Linked DNA regions of Mus musculus: region 1 is linked to region 2. The links are chromatin loops, found by intact Hi-C in ENCODE. Cell type or tissue: heart. All regions are shown on one strand. Each heading gives the region's core, and the rest is flanking DNA. Links, peaks and the distances in the headings are about the cores only. Region 1 overlaps 5730403I07Rik (RIKEN cDNA 5730403I07 gene). Region 2 overlaps Tinag (tubulointerstitial nephritis antigen).

Region 1 (12,361 bases), core at 2,298-10,297, 390 kb after region 2:
TAACAACTTGAGCTATTATATAATTTTCATCACAACCTCCTGTGCCCCTCAGTATGGCCAGGGTGGGAAGATGGAAGAAAAAGGAGAATGAAGACCCTCGCTTCATTCTAGTGCTTTTATTTTGTTGTAGGTTCTATATGAGCATGGCCATTATTTTTAGATGTGCTATAGGACTGGGGGGATGTGTGGAAGTTTTGGAAAGCCATGGCTCTCACTCCTGGAAGAAAAAAAAAAAAAAAAAACAGCAAATGTGGAATGGGGAAGGTGTTCTGATATGACCCAGTTCCGGTGGATGAATGCCATCTCCATACAGCTATGGACCCAAAGTTGATGGCTGTGTGTTACTGGTTGGCAGTGAGACCTACAATTTTTGATAAAAGGGTATATTTGTGGTTTAGGATAAAGATGATTTCACCCAAGCTAGAATATAGCTGGTTTGTCTTAGAATAATATCGAAGGGGTCTGTGCAAAGCTATGGTTGTAAAGTTCTACATGCTACTTGCCAACTGGAATGGCCATTCTTCCATAATCTGGGGCAAACCAAGGTGGTTATAGTCACATAAAGCCAAATCCGCACAGAAGGCATTGACTATGAACTGAGGCTGACACAGTCGCTAAAATACGGGTTGTGGTACAATATATACATGTAGACCCATCTGTGTATGCTGTGTGTAGTATATATGCATGTTTGTGTGAATGTTTACATGCCTGTATTCCCGGATCTTCTAACTAAAAACTCTGGAAAGAGATATCTCTGAAGCAATGAGTTCAGCTAGTGATCTTTATCTTTGATGCTGTTCTCCACTAAAAGGAAATAGACATTCTTGAAGAAGTGGATTAAGGCAAGGTTCCAGACCACAAGGAGCACCTGGAATATGCTGTTACATCAGAATATAAGGATATGTTCACATGGATAACTGCCATATGGCACAGGCACACAAAACCAGGTTGGACGTCTCACAGCTAGCCAGATCCAGACTAATCTACGAATGGAGCTAAATGTGGATGAGAACTGGGGGGGCCATCTGAAGCACAGAACAGAAATGGGGACTGTGTATCCACACAGATGATGCATGCTACTGTGGTTTTACTGTGTTTGTTCCCTAGATTCTGACAATAGACCATGAAGGACCCTATGCTAATAACCGGGGGTGAGTGGGGAGCCTGGGTGATTCGGGTATTGTAGGTGGGACTGGGGGGAGGGGGGGCCTTGAAGACACAAAGAAGGCACTCATCATGAGAAAGGAGCCAAACAAGATGCACAAACTTTGATGGTGCCTTGATCTCTGACTTCTTAGCATCCATAACCATAATCAATACAGGAGACTAGCTTAGCACACACACACACACAGAGGAGACTAGCTTAACACACACACACGCAAACTAGGAGAAAGGAGGGGTCTAGGCTCTAGTTAATTCCCGGGTGCTGGCTGGAAAACAAATAAACAAAAGCAAAAACCCACCAGAGTAGATCCTTACTTATCATTGAGTTACTACCACAATACCGGCTGGCTCAGGCAAGCATCCTCCACAAATGCTAACACTAAGGGGACATTGAGGTGAAGATGCTGATGGCCACACAGTCTTAACGTGTCTCTCTGTAGACCATTTGCAGTGGGGAAAATGATGATCATTTACAACTTGAGAATTGGTGCAGCCGTTTTGCGTGCTGAAAATGCATTACCCACAGGGTGAACTGGCTCTCTGAGAAGCGCGCATTTCAGAAATGGCTATATCCTGGCATCATGATACAGCCTGACTCTAGTGGTGAAGAAATTCAGACAAAGTCATAGAGAGAGGAGTCTTCTACCCTTGCCACAAAACTTTCAATGCCATAAAAGTGGGAAAAGTCTGCAGAAATGTTTTAGGGATGTGGAACGCGCCTCCTGGCTACAGTTTGCGCTGAGGCAAAAGTAAGCCACATTGCACATTAGCGGGATGGAAGGGCATTACACTGTAAATTAAAGAATCACTGACATGTTCACTCAAACTGGTGCCTTCCCTGAAGGGGCATGTCATTGCATGTGCGCATGAGAGAGAAAGAAAGGAAAGAATAGGACCGGGAAACAAACAGTCTAGCAGGTAGAGATGACGTCACCAGGGCATGGACCCTGAGGACTGGTGAAATACTGTTCTTTATGCTATTCTTACTCAAGAAACTTCCATAAACGTGAAATTACTTCTAGACAAAAAGACACATGCATATACATCATACACATATGTCTTCAAGAAGTGACATCTGCCTCATCAGTAGAATGTGTGACTTGAGGAATATTTTTCAAAACACAAAGGAAAATAAACAGCCATTTGTTAAAAGTCATCCAGTCTTTTGGTTGGCTCGATTAACCATCGATAGAATGGAGAGAGGTAATGTTTGCTTAGGCTGGAAGATAAATCAGTCTGTCAAGGGTGGCAAAATCACTGCTAATGAAATGAGCTGTCTCGGTGATGTACGGGGAAGAAAAGGAATTTTCTGTGGCCCGAAGGTGCTCAGGACTCAGAACCTCTGGGGACACTGTCCTCCCCATCCTCCCCGTCCTCCCCGTCCTCAACATTCTCCCCGTCTTCCCTGTCCTCCAGTCTGACTCCTTCCAATGAATTCAACTGGCTCATGGTTTGTTCTTACCTTTCAAAGACTGACTATCAAACCCCAGGATGATACTTAATCTCTGGGCCCTGGGGGGTATTGGCTTTCTTATTACTAATATTTAACTTCCATGAAGCCAGTTCTAAGGATCTGATAAGTACAGAGGAAGGGAGACCTCAAAGAGGAGGGACTGGGAAGACTTGGCTGGGTTCTGCAAGCTACCCTGGATAACAGCACTGAGAGATTTCACTGAAGTTTTCCGATAAAATAAGAGCATCCGCCATGGGAACTTAAAACTGAGCACTGATACTCAAAGCTTAAAGAAATAACAGGGAGAATAAAACCCTCTCGGAATTGCCCTGTTCTCCCCAGACACATGTCACACTTTTCTATGATTTAGTAACTGCTGAAAAATGGTGCTTTCGGCCCCCTGCTTTGAGCTGTGGAGAAGACACAGCTGAACAACAGCCTTTCTCTCAGGTAAAAAACTGTACATTAAGTGCAATCGAGACCTCTCTAAAGTGTGACCAGCACTTCTCGTGAGCTGAAATCTTTCCCATTCTAGGAGATAACACAGACAAACACACACATACATCTGTCTCTCACACACACTCTCATACTCTCTCCCCCCTCTCACACACACACACTCTCTCTCTCTCTCTTTCACACCCACACCCTCTTTTACACCCACACCCTCTCTCTCTCACACACACGCACACATACACAGACACTCTGTCTCCCTCTCTCTCTCTCTCTCTCTCTCTCTCTTTCTCTCTCTCTCTCTCTCTCTCTCTCACACACACACACAGAGCCTCTCACACATACTTTCTCTCTCTCTCTCTCTCTTTCTCTCTCTCACAAACATACACACTGTCTCTCACACACCCTCTCTCACACCCCTCTCTCTTACCCCCCTCTCTCTCTCTCACACACACACACACACACACGCACACACACGGGGGGTGGGGATAAAGGAGGAAAAAGCATAAGCAGAGATGAAGGCTGGCAATGGAGTAAGAAAAGAAACCTTTAAAAGTCAAAGAGTGGAACACGGAGGAACCATGTTGGACCCAAGCTGACTGATGGTTTTTCTACTCAACATCACAAGGGAGCCAGCCAGCTTACCATAGGCCCACAGATCAGAGACCGTGAGCTGCCCAGGTGAGGTGGCCTGGAATGAAAACCTCTCAGCTGACATCTAGAATGTCCATTCGGAATTCGAACTGAAAGGAAAAGTTTAAAAACGGGTAGTTCTAAAATCACTTCCTTGGCGACTTTGTGAGGAAATATTTTAGAAAGCTTTAAACCGTAATCGAGAGGAAGATGTTTTCTTTTTGTAAGAAGTTGGTGGCTTCCTTCTCACACAGCAGATAAACTTGAAAGGGTCCGCATTAGGAGTCCACAGAGCAGCAGCCATGAGGCACTGAGTAAAACATACGCCACATATCTTGGCAGAACTGTATTCACACATCACTGTGACTGGTAAATCCCACAAATGAAGTTAACATTTCTTGGAGGTGTTCTCATGCGCTTTTTTTAAGTCTTCGCTCTTAATAATAAGATTTCCAAGCGAGAGCCACAGATGTGGCTTTTCATTGTCCTGCAATACTGAAGACTAAGTCATGTCACAAGCTTTTTAATACAACTCTTTCTTTTGGGTGGTTCTAATAAGAAATACTCATAAGGACAAGATGCTATCATTGCCCTAACATACACCCCAAATCCAGTCCCTGTGGTACCCAGGAGATCTTGACACAACACCATATTAAAGCCAGTTCTAAATCTGACTTGGACTGAGTTGCTCCCTCTGCTAAGCTACACATGCTTCACACTTCACGTAACGTGCCTGCTCATGCATGTCCATCGCTTTGTAGGTTCTGTGTAGCTTATGTCCATCCTCAACTGCTCAAAAGTCAAAATACCAAAGCCACAAACTGGTTGGCTGTTAACTCCTCTTGGTGTTTCTATAGCACCTTCAAGGCAAGATGGTTTATTCCGCCAGTCTTCAGGGGTGTATGCCTGCCTGTAACTGTAGCAGTTGGCAGATAGAGGCAGGAGGATCAGAGATCAAGGTCATCCAGAGCTATCCAGAGAGTTCAAGGCCAGCCTAGGACACATGAGACCCCGCCTCACAAACAGGTAAATAAACATTGATTCCTGCAGACGGTTCCCCTCTTCCCATCCAACCCATAGATCCTAAACAGTCTCCGACCAACTTACTCAGAAAATTAAAAGGTCAAGAGCTGACTCAGGAAGAGGGAGAACCAAAGTTGCCAGGGCAACAGGCTGAAGCCATGTCTCCTTCCTCCCCTCTCTCACTTCATCAAGCTCCTCCTAGAGTCCTGCAGGATTTCTCAGCAGGGGCAGGGGTGGGTGAGGAGAGACACATGGGCTTTACGCCGACAATACCTACGTGATACCGGGGGTGCTTGGATCCTACTAGAAAGTTGAGTAGCCTTTTCTCCCCCTTGTAAAATGTAGTTGAGTGAGCATGTTGAGAGTCAGTCTACTGTAAGTAACCCTCATATTAACACTAGACAACTTCTCCCTTCTGAGACATTGAGAAAACAAAGCTTGTCTCTCTCATAAAGGGGAAATACCCCCGGGGGACATTATAGGCTTACTTTATGGGTCCGGTTACTTTTTTCCCCACTGAATGTTCTCCAAACAAATGAGACAAGTTACTTATTGCAGATGCTGAAGCAGATGTAGGATCGATTATCTGGGCAGGACTGGGCCAGGGATGGATTAAGCCAAGGGGAAAGTCGAGTCACCTCAGGCAGGCCACTCTGGGCTTGACGGCTCCCGCTGGAGTGGGGGGAGGCACAGGAAGTAACACCGACCATCCGGATGTGGGGCACACTCCCCCTGCTGGCCAGAAAGGACCAGACACCACGATTTCTGCATTGCTGTGGAACCGACTCCACGGGGCACACAACCCAGCCACTTCCATCCAAAGCAGTACCATTCCCTGGCAAAGTCACTCAGCAGTCCCAAACCACCACGTTTAAAAACACAAGGAAGTGAGCTCCAGGAGTCTTGCCGTGGGCTTGTTCCCATGTTTATTAAATCTAGTTTTATCAGCCAAGGTTTCCATCTGGAAAGCCACCATTAGCTTCTGGTCCTTGGCCTCAAACTTCAGCCCTCCCTAGGTAGGGATCCCTATGATAAAAGGCAGCTGGTGGGGTGGCAGCGGAGCAAACTTACCAGGCTGAACTCCAGAAACCAGGGTGATTTCTGGCTCGCCAGGTAGTTGGACTCTAAGCTCCAGCCAGCATGGGCTCTCTAGTTGTTATGTGAACAGCACACTTCGCATGCCCCCTTTCTTATTGTGGCTGCCCACGGCAAAAGCAACCGCAATGGCGAAGAAGCACGAGACACCCTCCTGAGCCAAGCTTCCCCTGGGAGTTTCTTTCCTTCTCTAGCATGATCATCTTTATCACCCAGCTACGGGCTAGAGCTGTCCTTCATTGCCAAGGGACTCACACCGAAGATAATCATTTGTCGAGCATGTGTGGATTCTGTCAGCCTGCCAGAGACCAGTGTTTGTTTTTGCCCCTCTCTCTGAGCATGTCAATTCTCAGGACGGATTACTGGTTCCAGACAATTGCCAAGGTCAAGGAAGTCACTGGTCGCTCTGTGCTCTAACTCAGTGCTCCAGCCCAGTGCTCAGGCTTCATGAAGAACTGGATGTGTTGGCCCTAATTCTGATCTTGCCCTTTACAGCTGTGCATCATTAAACAAATCTCTTCCCTACATGTGTTATTAACTTAAAAATTCCAGGACCTGGGATATGAGGCTCATATCAAAGGGACACTTCTAGCCCTGTATTCACAGCCATGAATCAATCACCTTCAAGAAAAAGTTAAAATCCGAATCACCTATTTAATGATGCTCAGATGCCCAGACAATATCCCAGTCAGTGTTTTTAACAAGGGAAAAATCAGTATGAACCACGGGTTGTGAAGTTGTACCAGGCTGAGATGATGCTTCTCTGTAAGCCACAAAACAGTTTGCTTAAAACATACAAGAAGTCAGTTTTGATCCTTAATCATCAGGGAAATGCAAATCAAAACAACCCTGAGATTCCACCTCACACCAGTGAGAATGGCTAAGATCAAAAATTCAGGTGACAGCAGATGCTGGCGAGGATGTGGAGAAAGAGGAACACTCCTCCATTGTTGGTGGGATTGCAGGCTTGTACAACCACTCTGGAAATCAGTCTGGCGGTTCCTCAGAAAATTGGACATAGTACTACCGGAGGATCCAGCAATACCTCTCCTGGGCATATATCCAGAAGAAGCCCCAACTGGTAAGAAGGACACATGCTCCACTATGTTCATAGCAGCCTTATTTATAATAGCCAGAAACTGGAAAGAACCCAGATGCCCCTCAACAGAGGAATGGATACAGAAAATGTGGTACATCTACACAATGGAGTACTACTCAGCTATTAAAAAGAATGAATTTATGAAATTCCTAGCCAAATGGATGGACCTGGAGAGCATCATCCTGAGTGAGGTAACACAATCACAAAGGAACTCACACAATATGTACTCACTGATAAGTGGATACTAGCCCAAAACCTAGGATACCCACGATATAAGATACAATTTCCTAAACACATGAAACTCAAGAAAAATGAAGACTGAAGTGTGGACACTATGCCCCTCCTTAGAAGTGGGAACAAAACACCCATGGAAGGAGTTACAGAAACAAAGTTTGGAGCTGAGATGAAAGGATGGACCATGTAGAGACTGCCATATCCAGGGATCCACCCCATAATCAGCATCCAAACGCTGACACCATTGCATATACTAGCAAGATTTTATCGAAAGGACCCAGATGTAGCTGTCTCTTGTGAGACTATGCCGGGGCCTAGCAAACACAGAAGTGGATGCTCACAGTCAGCTAATGGATGGATCACAGGGCTCCCAATGGAGGAGCTAGAGAAAGTACCCAAGGAGCTAAAGGGATCTTCAACCCTATAGGTGGAACAACATTATGAACTAACCAGTACCCCTGAGCTCTTGACTCTAGCTGCATATGTATCAAAAGATGGCCTAGTCGGCCATCACTGGAAAGAGAGGCCCATTGGACACGCAGACTTTGTGTGCCCCGGTACAGGGGAACGCCAGGGCCAAAGGGGGGGAGTGGGTGGGTAGGGGAGTGGGGGTGGGTGGGTAAGGGGGACTTTTGGTATAGCATTGGAAATGTAAAGGAGCTAAATACCTAATAAAAAATGGAAAAAAAAAAAAAAAAAAAAGAAGTCAGTTTTGCTCCTTCAAAGAGTCTTTCAAAAAAAAAAAAAAAAAAAAAAAAAGCAAATGGCTATAGACAACGTCTCTCTTCTACTGGGAGAGACTGCCCCCTGCTGGCCACCTTCTGCCATGCAGTCACCTCCAGGAGTCAGCTTCCAAAACCTGCTAACACTACCTTCGCAATCTTCTGCATGTGATCTAGAATTGCGTTTTTCAGGAAAGAAACGCCCCGGGGGTATTTATATAGGAGGAGTGCTGTAAGCATCACACACAATGTGTCATCCAGATATGGGAAGACTGAGGAGACAACATTAGAAAAGTAGATAAACTGTACCTACACTAAAAATACCAAATTTCCTTTAAAAAAAAAGAAAACCTACTTCAAAATGTAGTGATAATTATATGCTTATAGGAAATTAAAGTCAAGATATGAGAGACAGAGACAGAGACAGAGTCAGAGTCAGATGCAAAATGCCCTAGCTGCATATGTAGCAGAGGATGGCCTTGTCGGTCATCAATGGGAGGAGAGGCCCTTGGTCCTGTGAAGGCTCTGTGCCTCAGTATAGAGGAATGCCAGGGCCAGGAAGCAGGAGTGGGTAGGTTGGGGTGCCAGGGGGAGGGGATAGGGAATTTTCAGAGGGGAAACTAGGAAAGGGGATAACATTTCAAATGTAAATAAAGAAAATATCTAATAAAAAAAACATTAAAGAAATCTGAGGAATCGAGAGGGGATCATCCACTTCCACACATCGAAGCTGCTGGACCACCAACCCAGTGAAGAAGGCTGAGGATGTCGCGGCTGTTTGCTGGCTGTCTCCTTTAGCTGGCTGGTGGGGTGTGTAGAGAGCTCCGCCAGGCCCTACCCAGGAGGCAAACATCCTCCGTCGTGCAAACCACATTTCTGAGGCCACACTGCAAAGCCAAAGCTTGTCTTTACCCTTTAAGGATGTTTAAGGCCGGGCACACCGTGTGGGCATACCCACACACACACCCCCCCGTGGTGTGGGTGTGTGTGTGTGTGTGTGTGTGTATGTGTGTGTGTGTGTGTGTGTGTGTGTGTGTGTGTGTGTGTGTGTGTGTGTGTGTTAAAGCTTTTCTTGACTGGCTGATTCTAGTCTGCTCTGTCTGAGTTTTTTTTTTTTTTGGTTTTTTTCCCCCGGCTGATATCTGCTGTACTCTGTATTTTTCCTGCCTTTTAATTCTTTAACCTGCAGGAAAAAAAAATAAAAATCAAGTCCCCTAGATTGTAACATTTTGGTGGCGTCCACTTGAGACTTCTTTCTAGGTCTTCATAAACCGAGCCAACGGGGATGTCAAGGAGGCTCGGATGTTAAAAGCGTTGACTACTCTTCCAGAGGATTCAGTGGTTCACAGCTGTCTAACTCCAGTCCTAGAGCAGAACTGGGGATTCTTCTCTCTAATGAGCAATGTAGCCTCCAGTACAGGGCAGCCACGGTGCTTGCACTGAGCTGCAGCCCCGGCTCTGCCGGATGCCACCCGAATGAACTCTGGAGCACGGACAGAATGGAATCTGCAGCATAGTCGGCTCACAGCAACATGGTTTAGTGGGCACTTGTGACCAGCCTGGTGGCCTGAGTTCTAACCCCGGGACCCACAGCCAGCAAGGAGAGAACCAACTCCTATGGCTTCCAAACCCTCTAAGTGGCACAGATGTGCCAACATACATACACAAAACACACACACACAATGAATAAACAAAATAAAACCAAGCAGTTCGGTCTGGGTGTGCTTAAGACTGACAGAATATATTCACTCTGGGTAGAAGTCAGTGAAGCCCCACGTGGCGCCTAGCTCTTCCACTTATAAAAGTCCTCTAGCCTCTCAGAGTTTCTTTTATCACATAAAAATGTGAAAAGTGCTTTCCTTGGGGGAAAAAATGTGAAGATCAAGTGAAATAATGTCTACAAAAACATAGTAAGTTCTTTTCAGATATTCTAAAAAGTATGGAATCAGAGGAAAACAATCAAAGCGCATTCTCCTTGGGAATATCGGGGGATGAGGAGCCCTGAAGGGCAGAACCCTCAGCTGGCACCACCCTGCCCCCTGCTGGACATCCGTGAAAGTACACTCAAGAGCCAAGGGAGGAGAAAGGATCCAAGTCTCCAAGAAACTAGGACTATTAGACATACCAGGTAAGTTTCCTCAGCGGCTCTCAGTGCTAATTTACAGACTATCCTATTCATTTCACATTTGAGCAGGTTGTTTGCGGGTTGGCTTCAAATTGCCATGAAAGAAAACTGTGGAAAAAATAAAGTAAGACCTTCAGCTCAAAGAAAGAAAGGAAGGAAGGAAGGAAGGAAGGAAGGAAGGAAGGAAGGAAGGAAGAAAGAAAGAAAGAAAGAAAGAAAGAAAGAAAGAAAGAAAGAAAGAAAGAAAGAAAGAAAGAAAGAAAGAAAGAAAGAAAGAAAGAAAGAAAGAAAGAAAGAAAGAAAGAAAGGAAAAGAAAAAAAAGGAAAAAGAAAAAAAGGGGGAAAAAAGTGGGCTTCCATACAGGAGCTGCCAGAAAGTGATCAAATAAAATTGCTTCTACATATAGCTGCCAAAGCTTTCAGTGTGTCCCCAGACAACCCTTCACTGTATGGGTGTGTGTGTGTGTGTGTGTCTGTGTCTGTGTCTGTGTGTCTGTGTGTGTGTGTCTGTCTGTCTGTCTGTGTGTCTGTCTGTCTGTGTGTGTGTATAACCTTGTTAAGTAACTCTGAAAGCTCATCCCAGTATGATGTTGGCTTTGCTTTCATTTCCACAGCACCATAAGGTGGCTCAGTTCTGACTATGTCCCTCTATACCTCGAGATTCGCATGAAGAAAGGATTTTATGCTAGACTCGTAGAAGGCACAAGGTCCTGTGTGCACAGATAAGCACCAGGGAACCAGGAATGCTAAACATTCAGGGTTGTCACCTCCATGGAAGAAATAAAATTCCTGCTTTCTACCCAGAGAGCTGAGAGGGGATGCTCTTAATGACCTGGTGACCTTTGCTATCTGTGGAGCCAGACCCCCTGTAAATCTGCCAGAATGCCTATCCCAGACTCCCCCTCCCTAGACCTTTATCTTTACCTCCCACTTAATAGAGCCCATCCTTGGGGAGAAGCCACTCGTGTTTTATAGCCTGCTAATCTGCATGCTGTCTTGGTCAGAGACCAGGCCAGATCCTAGGCCTTTAAACTATAGAATCCACCATCACAGTCACATACACTTTACAAAAGAGTTTCTGTGAAGTCACAACTTAAGCTTTACAGTGCACCTGGAATTGGAGTGATTGTTGCCTGGAAACTTTCCCCCCGCCCCCAAATCATACTGTTTATATAGGCTTAAAGTAAATTGCCTGGCATTGATCCAGCCAGGCAGACGGGGTCCAGCTGAACCCAGTTTTTGTTCTCACCCCTTTGCTGCTGTATCCCTGTCACCAGCCACAGTGTCTACAGGGACTCCCACATAAATGCATTCTGTTTTGTTTCATGTTTGTTTGTTTGCTTGCTTCATCCTGTTTAAAAACTATGATTTCGTATATTTCTGTGTGAATGTTATGGTAACAGATAACACATTTAAATTATTTAATATATAAACAGTTCATAAAGGTTTTCCTTAATATAGGCATCTTATCTCTTCCACACCTCCAAAATATTTGCAGGGCATAGAAATACAATAAGGAATATGCTGCAATGTAAAAAAAAATTAAATAAAACAAAGGTTTAAGATGGCATGTGTTGCCTGGCAGGTAGGTTGACTCTGAGGGCAGTGGGCCCCAAGTTTACAAATGCCACTAATAGTAGGATTGATGCATTTTTATCCTAAGTAAAGCCAGTAAAATAGTGATAATTCATTGCTATGAATCAATCACAGGACAGTAGAACTCACCGACTCTGGTCCAGTGACATGGTAAACATCACACGGCTCACATGTCACCAACACAGAGCTATGAAAAGGCAGATGTCCCATACCAGGCTTTACAGATCTCAGCAGAAATCCTGCTGTGCACTGTAGTCACTTACGACTAACCTACAAATGAATTTCGCTTCAGCGCAAGGGAAATCACTGGGCTGGACCCTAATGTGGTGGTTTGGAAAAATTAAACAATCTGATCTTCCCAGTGGCTCGGTTGTAGCAAGAGAAGGAAGTAGCTTTATTGTTATCAAGGTAATACAGACTTTACCAAAAACACACATGAGACCCCAGCCCTTGGGAGGCTGTAGCAAGAGGATCTTGAGTTGCAGGCCAGCCTGGGCTAACTTATAGCAAGACCCTGTGTCAAAAGTAAAACAAAACAAAATAGAAGTATATCTCTTTCCATTTACTTACTCTGACCTGTGTAAAGGGTTACAGACAGAAATGGTGCGAAAGTATTGCTGAAATACAGCAGCAGTCCAACCAAGAGCTATCCACGTCTGACGTGGGGCTAACTCACTGTGATTGCAGGCTTCACTGACTGGAGGGAGGCAGCCTTTGAAGTTGAGTCATGGGCACAGTCAGATGAGCTTGTCTTTGAGGGATCGCTT
Region 2 (12,361 bases), core at 2,670-10,669:
TTTCTCATACCCATTAGAAAGAAAAGTGAAAGAAAAACTATGTTGTGATTAAAAGTAATTTTAACACACAAATTAAATAATTTATGCTATCTGTTCTACTTATTACAATTACACATCTACTGGGCTACCTTGGGCACAAATTCAGCAGACATTCCCATGGTCCCAGAGGACTCTCCACACTCCAGATGCCCTAGCATACCCAGGATCATAGGATCACAACATGATGTGAGTGGAACACAACATCTGTTCCAAAACAATCATTGAGGGGCTGGTGCCAGCAGGAGCAGGGACACAGGAAACCTGCCTGACCAGCTGCTCGGGTTCCTTCTGGTCTATGCTGATCTACCTTGATTTTGAACACAGCAGACAGCTCCATGGTCCCGAGAGGAGGTACCACTTCCAGGAACTGTAACACTCCCAGGATCTTAGGATTCCAGGATCCCAGGATCCCAGGATCCCAGGAGCTTGGTCACACCAGGATCTCAAAGTCTCAGAGAAAGCCTGACTGCCTAGAACTCTGACACAGCCAGAATCTCAGGATCACAGAGAAAGCTGGACCCTGAGGAGTCCTGACTCAACTGGGAATGCAAGAAGGATATGCTCCAATCAGATATATCAAGGGCAGAGAGCACTTCAGATAATCAGATGGCAGGAGGCAAGCATAAGAACAGAAGCAACAGAAACCAAGGTTACTTGGCATCATCAGAACCAAACTCTCCCACCATAGCAAGTCCTGGATACACCATCTCATCAGAAAAGCAAGATATGGATCTAAATTCACTTCTCATGATGATGATTAAGGACTATAAGAAGGAAATAAATAACTCCAAACAGATGAAAGAATTGAACTAAATGGCCCAGGATCAAAAATGGAAGTAGAAACAATAAAGAAATCACTTTGGAAATAAAAAACCTAGGAAAGAAGTCAGGAGCCATTGGTGCAAGAATTACTAACAGAAGACAATAGATAGAAGAGAGAATCTCAGGTGTAGAAGATACCATAGAAAACATTGACACAACAATCAAAGAAAATGTGAAATGGAAAAAGATCCTAACCCAAAACATCCAAGAAATCCAGGACACAATGAGAAGACCAAAACTAAGGATAATGGGTTTAGACGAGAAGTAAGATTTCCAACTTAAAGGACCAGTAAATATCTTCAACAAAATTATAGAAGAAAATTTCCCTAACCTAAAGAAATAGATGCCCATGAATATACAAGAAGCCTACAGAACCCCAAATAGTCTGGAACAGAAAAGAAATCCCTTCTGTCACATAATAATCAAGACACCAAATGCACAAAGAATATTAAAAGCACTAAGGGATAAAGGTCAAGTAACATATGAAGTCAGACCTATTAGAATTACACCTAACTTCTCCCCAGAGACTATGAAAGTCAGAAGATCCTGAGCACATCTCACACAGACCCTAAGAGAACACAAATGCCAACTCAGACTACTATACCCAGCAAAACTCTCAATTAATATAGATGGAGAAATCAAGGATTTCCATGACAAAACCAAATTTACACAATATCTTTCCACAAATCCAGCCCTTCAAAGGATAATAAAGGGGAAACTCAAACACAAAGAGGGAAACCAAGCTCTAGAAAAAGTAAGAAAGTAATCTTTCAACAAACCTAAAGAAGATAGACACATGAATTCCAACTCTAACAACAAAAAATAACAAGAAGTAACAATTACTTTTCCTTAATATCTCTTAATATTAATGGACTTAATTTATCAGTAAAAAGACATAGACTAACAGACTGGTTATGTAAACAGGACCCAACATTTTGCTGCATACAGGAAACTCACCTCAGTGACAAAGACAGACGCTACCTTAGAGTAAAAGGCTGGAAAACAATTTTCCAAGCAAATGGTCCCAAGAAACAAGCTGGAGTAGCCATTCTAATATAGAATAAAATCATCTTTAACCCAAAATTTTCAAAAAAAGATAAGGAAGGACACTTCTTACTCATCAAAGGAAAAATTTTTCAAGATGAACACTCAATTCTAAACATCTATGCTCCAAATGCAAGAGCAACCACATTCATTAAAGAAACTTTGTTAAAACTCAAAGCACACTTTACACCTCACACAATAATAGTGGGAGACTTCAACACCACACTCTATCAATGGACAGACCCTGGAAACAGAAACTAAACACAGACACAGTAAAACTTACAGAAATTATGAAACAAATGAATTTAACAGATATATATATATATATAGAACATTTCATCTAATGTTCATACCATCTAATGTACCTCATGGTACCTTCTCCAAATTTAACTGTATAATTGGTCACCAAACAGGCCTCAACAGATCCAAAATATAGAAATAATCCCATGCACCTTATAAGATCACCATGGAGTGAGACTGATCTTCAATAACAACATAAATAATAGAAAGCCAACATAAACATGGAAGCTGAACAACACTCTACTCAATGATAACTTGGTCAAGGAAGAAATAAAGAAAGAAATTAAAGACTTTTTGGAGTTTAATGAAAATGAAGATACAAAATACCCAAACTTAGAGGATACAATGAAAGCAGTCCTAAGGGGAAAACTCATAGCTCTGAGTGCCTCTAAAAAGAAACTAGAGAGAGCATACACTAGTGGCTTGACAGCACACCTAGAAGCTCTAGTGAAAAAAAAGGAAGCAAATTCACCCAAGATGAGTATATAGCAGGAAACAATCAAACTCATGGCAAAAATCAACCAAGTAGAAACAAAAAGAACTATACAAAGAATCAACCAAACCTGGAGCTGGTACTTTGAGAAAATCAACAAGATAGATAAACCCTTAGCCAGACTAACTTGAGGGCACATGGACAGTATCCTATATAACAAAATCAGAAATGAAAAAGTAGACATAACAACAGATCCTGAGGAAATCCAAAACATCATCAGATCCTACAACAAAAGGCTATACTCAATAAAACTAGAAAACCTGAATGAAATGGGCAATTTTCTAGACAAAGATTTTTTACCAAAGTTAAATCAGAATCAGATTAACAATCTAAACAGTCCCATATCCCCTAAAGAAATAGAAACAGTCATTAATAGTCTCCCAACCAAAAAGAACCCAGAACCAGGTGGGTTTAGTGCAGAGTTCTATCAGACCTTCAAAGAAGACCTAATTCCAATATTCCTCAAAATATTCCACAAATTGAAACAGAAGGTACTCTACCAATTTCGTTCTATGAAGCCACAATTACTCTGATACCTAAACCACACAAAGACCCAACAAAGAAAGAGAACTTCACACCAATTTTCCTTATGAATATTGATGCAAAAATACTCAATAAAATCTTCGCAAACTGAATCCAAGAACACATCAAAATGATCATCTATCATGATCAAGTAGGCTTCATCCCAGGGATGACAGGGATGGTTTAATATACAGAAACCATCAACATAATCTGCTATATAAACAAACTCTAAGACAAAAACCACATGATCATCTCATTGGATGCTGAGAAAGCATTTGACAAAATCTAACACACATTCATGATAAAAGTCTTGGAAAGATCAGGAACTCAAGGCCTATACCTAAACATAATAAAAGCAATATACAGCAAACCAGTAGCCAACATCAAACTAAATAGAGAGAAACTTGAAGCAATCCCACTAAAATCAGGGACTAGACAAGGCTGCCCACTTGCTCCCTACCTATTCAATATAGTACTTGAAGTCCTAGCCAGAGCAATTCTACAACATAAAGGAGATCAAGGGGATACAAATTGGAAAGGAAGAAGTCAAAATATCACTATTTGCAAATGATAGGATAATATATATAATTGACCCCAAAAATTCCACCAGAAAATTCCTAAACCTGATAAACAGCTTCAGTAAAGTAGCAGAATATAAAATTATATTTATATTATAATATAAAATAACTTGGTGTGACTCTAATTAAGGAAGTGAAAGATCCATATGATGTGGAGAAAAAGGAACATTACTTCATTTCTGGTCTGACTGCAAGCTGGTACAACCACTCTAGAAATCAGTTTGGCAGTTCCTCAGAAAATTGGACATAGTACTACCAGAAGATCCAACAATACCACACCTGGGCATATACCCAGAAGATGCTCCAACATGTAATAAGGACAAATGCTCCACTATGTTCATAGCAGCCTTATTCATAATAGCCAGAAACTGGAAAAAACCCAGATGTCCCTCAACAGAGGAATGGATACAGAAAATGTGGTGTGTTTACACAATGGAGTACTATGCAGCTATTAAAAGCAATGAATTTATGAAATTCTTAGACAAATGACTGAATCTGGAGGATATCACCCTAAGTGAGGTAACCCAATCACAAAAGAATACACATGAAATGTACTCACTGATAAGTGGATATTAGCTCAGAAGCTCAGAATCCTTATTAGAAGGGGGAACAAAATACCCATGGAAGGAGATACAGAGACAAAGTTAGGAGCAGAGACTGAAGGAATGACCATCCAGAGACTACCCTACTTGGGGATCCATCCCATAAACAACCACCAAACCCAGACACTATGGCAGATGCCAACAAGTGCTTGCTGACAGGAGCCTGATATAGCTGTCTCCTGAGGGCCTCTGCCAGTGCCTGACAAATACAGAAGTGGATGCTCACAATCATCCATTGGAACAGAGCACAGAGTCCCCAATGAAGGAGCTAGAGAAAGTACCCAAGGAGCTGAAGGGGTTTGCAGCACCCTAGGAGAAACATCAATATGAACTAACCAGTACCTCCAGAGCCCCTTAGGACTAAACCAGCAATCAAAGAAAGCACATGGTGGGACTTGTGACTCTAGCTGTATATGTAGCAGGGGATGGCCTAGTCAGTTATCAATGGCAGGAGAGGCCCTAGGTCCTGTGAAGGTACTATGCCCCAGTATAGGGGAATAACAGGGCCAGGAATTGGAGTGGGTGGGTTGGGGAGCAGGGGGACAGGGAGGGGATAGGGGATTTTTGGAGGGGAAACTAGGAAGGGGATAACATTTAAAATATAAGTAAAGAAAATATCTAATATAAAAATATATTTAAAAACCAATTACACATCTATATGAATTCATTAAATCATCATAGTAGAAATGTTCATTCAATTATCTTAAATCTGTGCCGTAAAAATTTAATTAAAACTGCTACTCACAAGTAATGTATTGTCTAGGCATTAAACGTAACATTGTCTAAAATTTAAAACAGTTTTCAATTGCTATTTTAAAAGATAGAGGGAAAAGCAGCATGTTAGTAAAAGGTTAGTGCCCTAATAAAAAATATGTCAGATGATTTTATAATCATTCTATAAATTTAAGTTCAGAAAAATCATTTAAATTTACATATGTAAAAATATGGAATAAGATCCTAGTAAACTGAAAGTATAGTTTTTATGATATATTAGCAAGAAAGTATCATATATGATAGTATATGCATAGAGAGATGACACTTGCTCTGTAGACAGATGGAAGATATGTATGTTGATAGTTAGAGATAGGTATATAGAAACATAATAGATGATTAATAATGGTAGATAGATAGATAGATAGATAGATAGATAGATAGATAGATAGATAGATAGATAGATAGATGGATGGATGAGAGAGTGAGAGTACATAGTTTTGACCATAGAGTTCATAGTTAGTATGACAAAAATGTGCATCTATTAAAAATCATGGTGTTTAGCAACTCAGCAAGAATATGTTTAATCTGTATAATAGTATTTCTTTATTATTACATGACATTTTCTCATAATTGTTTCTGAATTTAATAAAAAATTAATTAAAGAAATGAAATCACTGAGAGTAAAATTATCATGGCTTCTAGCTCATTCTACTTTCTCTTAATTCCTAAAATATTTTTTTCCTATTTCATAGGTTCTGTAATTTTATAGCGTATCCTTAACACCTTACTTTTCTGATGCTTGCTTTCTTTCTTTCTTCACTTTACACCCCAATTGCCACTCCCCATCCTCCAAGTCTCTCTTTTACACAGCCACTTCCCCCAAACCTTACATTCACCTCTGAGAAAGGGGAGAACCCCTGAGTACCAACAGCTTAGCACATTCCTTACTCCCAAATTGGCTACTACATGCTTTTATGTATGTCTCACATAGGGCACCTGTGTATCCATTCCAGTAGTGACAAATATAGATGTCAATAGTATCTTCACATGTTTGTATATTGTAACTAGGTTTTGACCAACAAAGAGGCATCAAAGTCTCACAGTGTGTTGCTGTTAATCTGCTACCTATGCAATCACAGTATCAGTTAGGACCTCATTGAGATAGAAAGACTTGTGTGTGGCTGTCCTCAAGAGTATTGTGGTGTAAATTGTAAGTTGGAAATTAATGAATATGGATCCTTGCTGTGTCTACCTGGTGTCATGTGGCAGGATGCTTTTGGGACTTATCTCTGTGACTATGCACCTGAATGTCTTGGAGACCACTGTGAACTCAACTTTAATCAATGTGTCAATCAGCCATGTCTCCATGGAGGTCTAGGTGTGGATGGAGGACCAGCTTTGTTGACTCTTTAATGGTACCCATCTCCAGCACTGGACTACTGGATGAACTCAACTATCCTTTCCTATTTGTCTGGAACTTCAGCCATGGCCCACCACTGCACAAAGTGCACACAAGAGGGCAGGGTGGCACCATGACCAGCAAATGGCAATCCCTCTTGCTTCCTTGGGCTCCTCTGTATCCTAAATATCTAGAAGCCCATTGCCAACAATCTTCTTTTCCTCAAATTATTGGCAATGAAGTCTAATCCCTTCTTTCTTCCACAGATAATGTAATCTTATACTCCAAAGAGGCAAAAGAACCATTCTTCATCAAGATACCACTACTTTAAACACTAAAGCATTTTGTTCTATCTTTATCTACTTTCCTGACACAATGGGATTACCATAATATCCAAATAAGGCTCATGTCCTTTGGTTTCTAACCTCTTTCAGCTTTCTAAATTCCTCCACACTCTTATTTCTCTGCCCCTCTGCCATCTTCCTCCCCTGGCCTCTCCTCACCAGCCTTTCCTGTTCTAAGACTTTTCTTTCTTAGTTCATCAGACATTGGATTTTTCATGCCTTAAGTTTCAGTGCTTTTCTTATCATTTTTAATACTGTTCATCTTCAGCTTTTATTGGTTTTCTGTCCTAAGATCAATACACCCACTTGCTTACTCTGTCATTTATCTTTATTGGGCAGTGGGTGGGGGGTGTCAAAGATCAAACCTGAAGCCTCACATCTACTAAGTGAATACTGTGTCACTGAGCTGCCTGCCTAACCCTCATCTGAAGGTTTTCATCTTACAGAATTCTTCACAGTGATCATAGGAAATATGCTAAAGTTTTAAATCATTTTTCAGCATAAATTTTTGGGATATTTGTAGGTGGACAATTTAAATTTAATTAACTCAATTTAATTTAAAGAGCAATAAATCACAAACCACTCAGGAAATTACTTTGATAATTCTTCCTTTTGCCTTTCTTTTACAAGTGCAATTTCTGTTCCCTACCATGCTTCATATTACTATAGTTTCTCTCCCCTTTTGCTGTATAATTACTTAAGTACATAAGTTTTTAAAAATTCTTCATACTACTGACTCTAGACAACAAAGTACAGTATCTGTATTCTGGCCCTTTCAAAATATAATTTTTGTTGTTGAATAGTTGTGTAGCTATTATCAGGCTTTTGGTTTGATGGAGAGAAGTCAGAGTCTTTGTCTGTTCTCCCATGGATAAAGCCTCAACACTTAACCATTTGTTCAGTAAATGCGACATTAGTTATACACAATAAAATAATGACTTGAAGCATTATTCTCCTTTGGTGATACATAGACTATAGTTTCAATGATTCTGTTCTACAGAGAAAACAATAAGGGAGATCTAAATTTGTCTTTTTTATTATAATTATCTAGAAATTCAAACATTACATTTAATCACTGAATTCTCTCAGCGATCCTTGAGAGATATTTGCAAAATAAATACCATTCATGCAATGCATTGCCAACTTTGGACTTCAGGTAAATGTCAGGGACATGGATGAACCATGACAAGGCAATGTAATTGCAACATAGGAAGCATGGGCTAGAATGAAATATCTCAAAGAATACTTTTTTTTTTACTTAGATGCAATGTTTCATGTTCCAACATCTTGAGAACTAGGATCCATTTTGAAACAAAAGGTACTCCTTAGAATTGGCAGTGATATTTTCTAATTTGTAGTATAGGAAATAACACTATTTAGAGATAAAGCATTTTTATTCAGTACATCATCCCCAAGTAGTATCAAGAGATGTCTTGGGAATAAGAGAGAGAGAGACAAAGTAGGGGTGTTAAAAAAGAAACATTCTAGATTTATGCATGTCCTTCACTTTCCTGTGTTTTTTACATAGGAAGACAGCCTTTATTGTCTTCTGATAGAATCAGTTATATATGTATGTGCCTCAATTTCTGTGTTAGCTACTTTTTCATGTCTAAAAAGAAGCAACTTAAAAGAAGACTGTTGTACATTGAGTTAGGGGCAAAAGATACAGTGATCTTGGTGGTCAAGGCATAGCAGCAGAAATGGCTCACACCTGCCATTAGAAGTTGCTCACATCTTGGTGGGTCAGAAAACATGGGGGAAAAAATGCTGGTACTCTACCAACTCTCTACCCCTCAGTATCCAGTCTGAAAATACAGACCACATTTAAGGCACATTCTACAGATACCTCAGTTGTTCCACTCTGCAAAGTGTTTATAGACGCACCCAAAAGTGTACCTTATTGATTTCAGAGGTATTCCTTAATCCAATAGAAAAGAAAATTAGAATTAACCATAATTCCTGAGAAAGGAGACTACACATTATTCGAGCTTTTGTTCCCTAGTGCTAAGCACTTAATATACACTCAAATTCATTTGTTCAAGTAAATTAAACCTAATAGCTTTGACTTCTACACAAAGGACAGCAAACAGTTTGTTCAGATAAATTTGTTAGGTACTTCACAAAAGTATATTGAGCTCTGCAGATAAGGGACATTAACTTTCTTGAAATACTTGATTACTCTCTGACTCACTAATGCACTTATCTCCTGAATGTAGTAATTACCAAATAAGGAATTGCTGTTGGAGAAAAGAATTAAAATATATGGCTCTGGGGCAACTAACAATGCCCAAATGGCCTAAGACATTTGTTAAAAAAAATGATATTCCTACTAACACTACCAACAAAATTAGTTTTGTTAATTGTCACAGAGAGGAAATACATTTTAAAGGTTCGAAATTCCAGGAGCTTCTGAATGCGGGCACATTTCTGCAAATAGCAGCAGTTATGAAAGCACATCTACCTTCATCAACCTCAGCCTGCATGATAATAAAAAAGAGGCTAACATAGACACCGTGGCTACTAAAGCAGTAGAGACAGACAGTGAGCAGTTGCCATAAATCAGGAGAATCTGATCTGATCTACCCTATAAGGTGTTATGAGGAAGTTTTTCTAGACTAGGGATATCACCAAAGACAAAAGTGAATATGAACGACAGTTTAAGATTAGAAAGATAAAAAGTTCAAACTGCTAGGGAGTAGAACTAAAGTAGAGTTAGTGTTGAATAACAATGAAACACTATGCAATCACTGATGTATTTATTCACTTCCTGAAAATTCACTGTATGATTAACACACACACACAGACACACAAAAACCCAAACAATCAAAACACTTATATCATCAATTCCTTTTTTCTATCTTTAGTGAATGAAGCAGTCATAATATAAAACATAACTTTAAGGGCCAACACAAAGACTCATTTTGCACTATATCAAAATAAGACTGGATATTGAGAGGTGGCAAGCAGTTCAACCCTGTCCTCACTGAACCTGAATATATAAATCCAAGACTGAAAGTTATGTCAGACTTTATAGAAATTTCTCTTAATATCTTTACAGTGAGAGCATTTGCAGACTCTGTTCCCTTCCCAAACTATCCATGGGAGGTCAGAATAAAACCACATTGGAATCCATTTGTGCTACCAAAACCCCAGCAGCCATCCAGAGTAATGGCTGAGAAGCCATGCAAGTATCAAACACCTGCAAGATGTATTAGAAGGATCACAGAGCCTTGTGCAAACTGAGATCAGAACCAGATATACTAAAGAAGAAGAAAATGAAAGGGTCCTGTGATCATGGGTCCATTGTCCACAAATCAAATCAAAGCTGATGAGTACCTTGGCTTTTTTTCACCACTTTCTCCTTATCTTATTTTTAAACTAAAACTTACCCTATTTAAAGCTGAACGGTAACACCTAAGAACTAGCTAAGAACAGGAGCTTAAAAGGTCACTGTTCAGTAATAAATGTTATTATGCATTAACATTGTATTAGATGATTTGTTAACATACACTCATTGTGCAAAGAGATCTGGTCTCAAGAAGCTTCAACTTAGATGATACATGATCAACAAGAAGAGAATTATTAAATCATTTCACTAAGGCAGAAATTTATAACTATATAGAACTGTAGAGAAACAGAGCAACATCTAAGGAGAAGCAGAACTAAGGGAAGACAGAGCAAATAATAGATTCCATAGGACATTCAGAGAAGCCACACTGATAAGGTAAATTTGAGCAGACTAGATGAAGGTGTTTACACCAACGTGATTGGTTATTTGGTAGAAGAACACATTGGATGGAAGGAGAGTCAAAGTTAGTAGAATTTGACATTAGAAAGCTGGTAGCTGTGTTAGTTTAGTAGGCAAGAAAATCATGGACCACTAGGCCTAGGCTAATGAGCAGCTAGATCTGATAATGTTTTACGGAGAAGCCCTGGGTTCTATATTAAAAATACAATTATCTGGAATGCCAATCAGTAATCCAGATACAAAATAAGAGTAATGGACATTCAGGCAGAGATAATGCAGAGAATGAAGAGTAGGTGACTTTGAAGATAGTGTCAATGGATGCTGTGATATACTCAAAGAGGGTTTTGAGGAAATGAATAAGAGATAATTCCAAGCTTTCCCACAAGACCATGTGGGAGGAGAGTTTACATTGACTCAGGGAGAAAATGCTGCTGCTGCTGCTGCTGAGAAATAGGAAGATGGAGAGCCCTGTTTCAGAAGTGTTAAGTTTGAAGTGTCCATCTTCTGCATAGGGAGATGTTGCTAGAACACAGAATATACATGTCTGGAATTCAGGAGAGGCGTCGAACTTGGGAATATTGTTTAGTTGGATGTCAGCTTTCATCTGGTGCTGAAGGCCAAACGGAGTTTAGAGAGCACTGAATTCACTGAGAATGAGTAAGAGAAAAAAGAGAGCAAGGCCAAAGGCCAGGGTTTAGCAACTACAGCAGTGAGAGGCAGAATAAGAGGGAGAAAAGAAACCTGGCAAACAGCAACAAGTATGGGAATGTCAGGACAGGGAATGAATGGGTAAGTGGAAAATCTGACAAGAGGTTTTAACAAGGTAGAGATAATTGATAGCCTTGAAACAATCGGGTTTTAGACAAGTAATGGGGATTACTTTAGATGATAAGCATGAGAAAAGATTAAGTTTAAGAGAGAATGTAGTTAAGTTTAAGAAAGACTTTGGGGAAGATGTTTTGAGGACAATGAGTGCTGGCAAAGCAAGTATTGGAGTGAGAAAATTAGAAAATTGAGAAGAAGTCAAGAATAAAGGTTCCTCAGCACTTGAGAAACAGGAGCAGGCACATCTCTGACTTTGAGCTCAGCATGGTCTACAGAGTGAGTTCCAGGACAGCCACGCTACACATAAAACAAACAAGCAAACAAAAGCTGTCTTGAAAAAAGCAAAACAAAAACAAAACAAAAAAATTAAGATTTTGCTTCTAAAAGTTGAGATCTGAAACATAAGGGCATTTACTCAAGTGAAGTCTAATCCTAAGAAGAAAGAGAGAAAACTCCTTAGGAGGTTTCCAAGTAGTTTTAAGGGTGGGGGAGATGCTACAAGAGAAACTTAGGGAGAAGGATACAGGGTTTCTGTCTGCAAGATAAAGGCAACATAGGCTGGCAGTAACATGTGACTCCAGGAAATGTGTTCTGATGACTTCAAATTTGTCAGTGATATCGTAACCCAGTTACCATTTAAGAGCAGGACAGTGCATCCATGATTTTGAGACTTCAACTCGAAGAATGGGAAAACAAAGAGAATGCATATTTAAAAGGCGATTAGCCAGTAGCATAAGACATCTCATGGAAATTTATCATCATAAAATGATATAAAAGTAAAGTTAACATAGTTTTCACAGATATTTTAATTTTTTTTGGCAGGATTATACAGTGATTCGGGCAAAGAAGAAGAGTGAAGGGTATGATGATTGTTGGTTTTAATGGATGCCAACTTGCCACAAATTGAAGTCATCTTAACTATGTAGAGAAC

What was found. A loop is a pair of places that touch in the nucleus more often than their neighbours do. Peaks named below come from ENCODE experiments on the same cell type or tissue, not always from the same donor. Only the 100,000 strongest peaks of a DNase experiment are listed, where the experiment ranks them.
Region 1: it touches region 2 in a loop (12-fold over the local background); 21 of 42 quality-filtered maps call a loop at or near these places.

The regions. Positions count from the first base shown.
Region 1 is chr9:77,371,853-77,384,213 of GRCm38, forward strand. 5730403I07Rik (RIKEN cDNA 5730403I07 gene) reads right to left here. Exons shown (of 4, transcript NR_040378.1): 3 at 12,271-12,361. Among named protein-coding and RNA genes, the nearest start is that of 5730403I07Rik, 21 kb to the right of the region's middle. In heart, for the core only: CTCF peaks have their summits at 5,459 (motif pointing left), 7,977 (motif pointing left) and 9,910 (motif pointing left); no DNase peak of the experiment used is centred there; H3K27ac peaks cover 765 bases.
Region 2 is chr9:76,983,515-76,995,875 of GRCm38, forward strand. The region is part of intron 9 of Tinag (tubulointerstitial nephritis antigen); the gene reads right to left. Among named protein-coding and RNA genes, the nearest start is that of Tinag, 56 kb to the right of the region's middle. In heart, for the core only: CTCF peaks have their summits at 6,629 (motif pointing right) and 9,950; no DNase peak of the experiment used is centred there.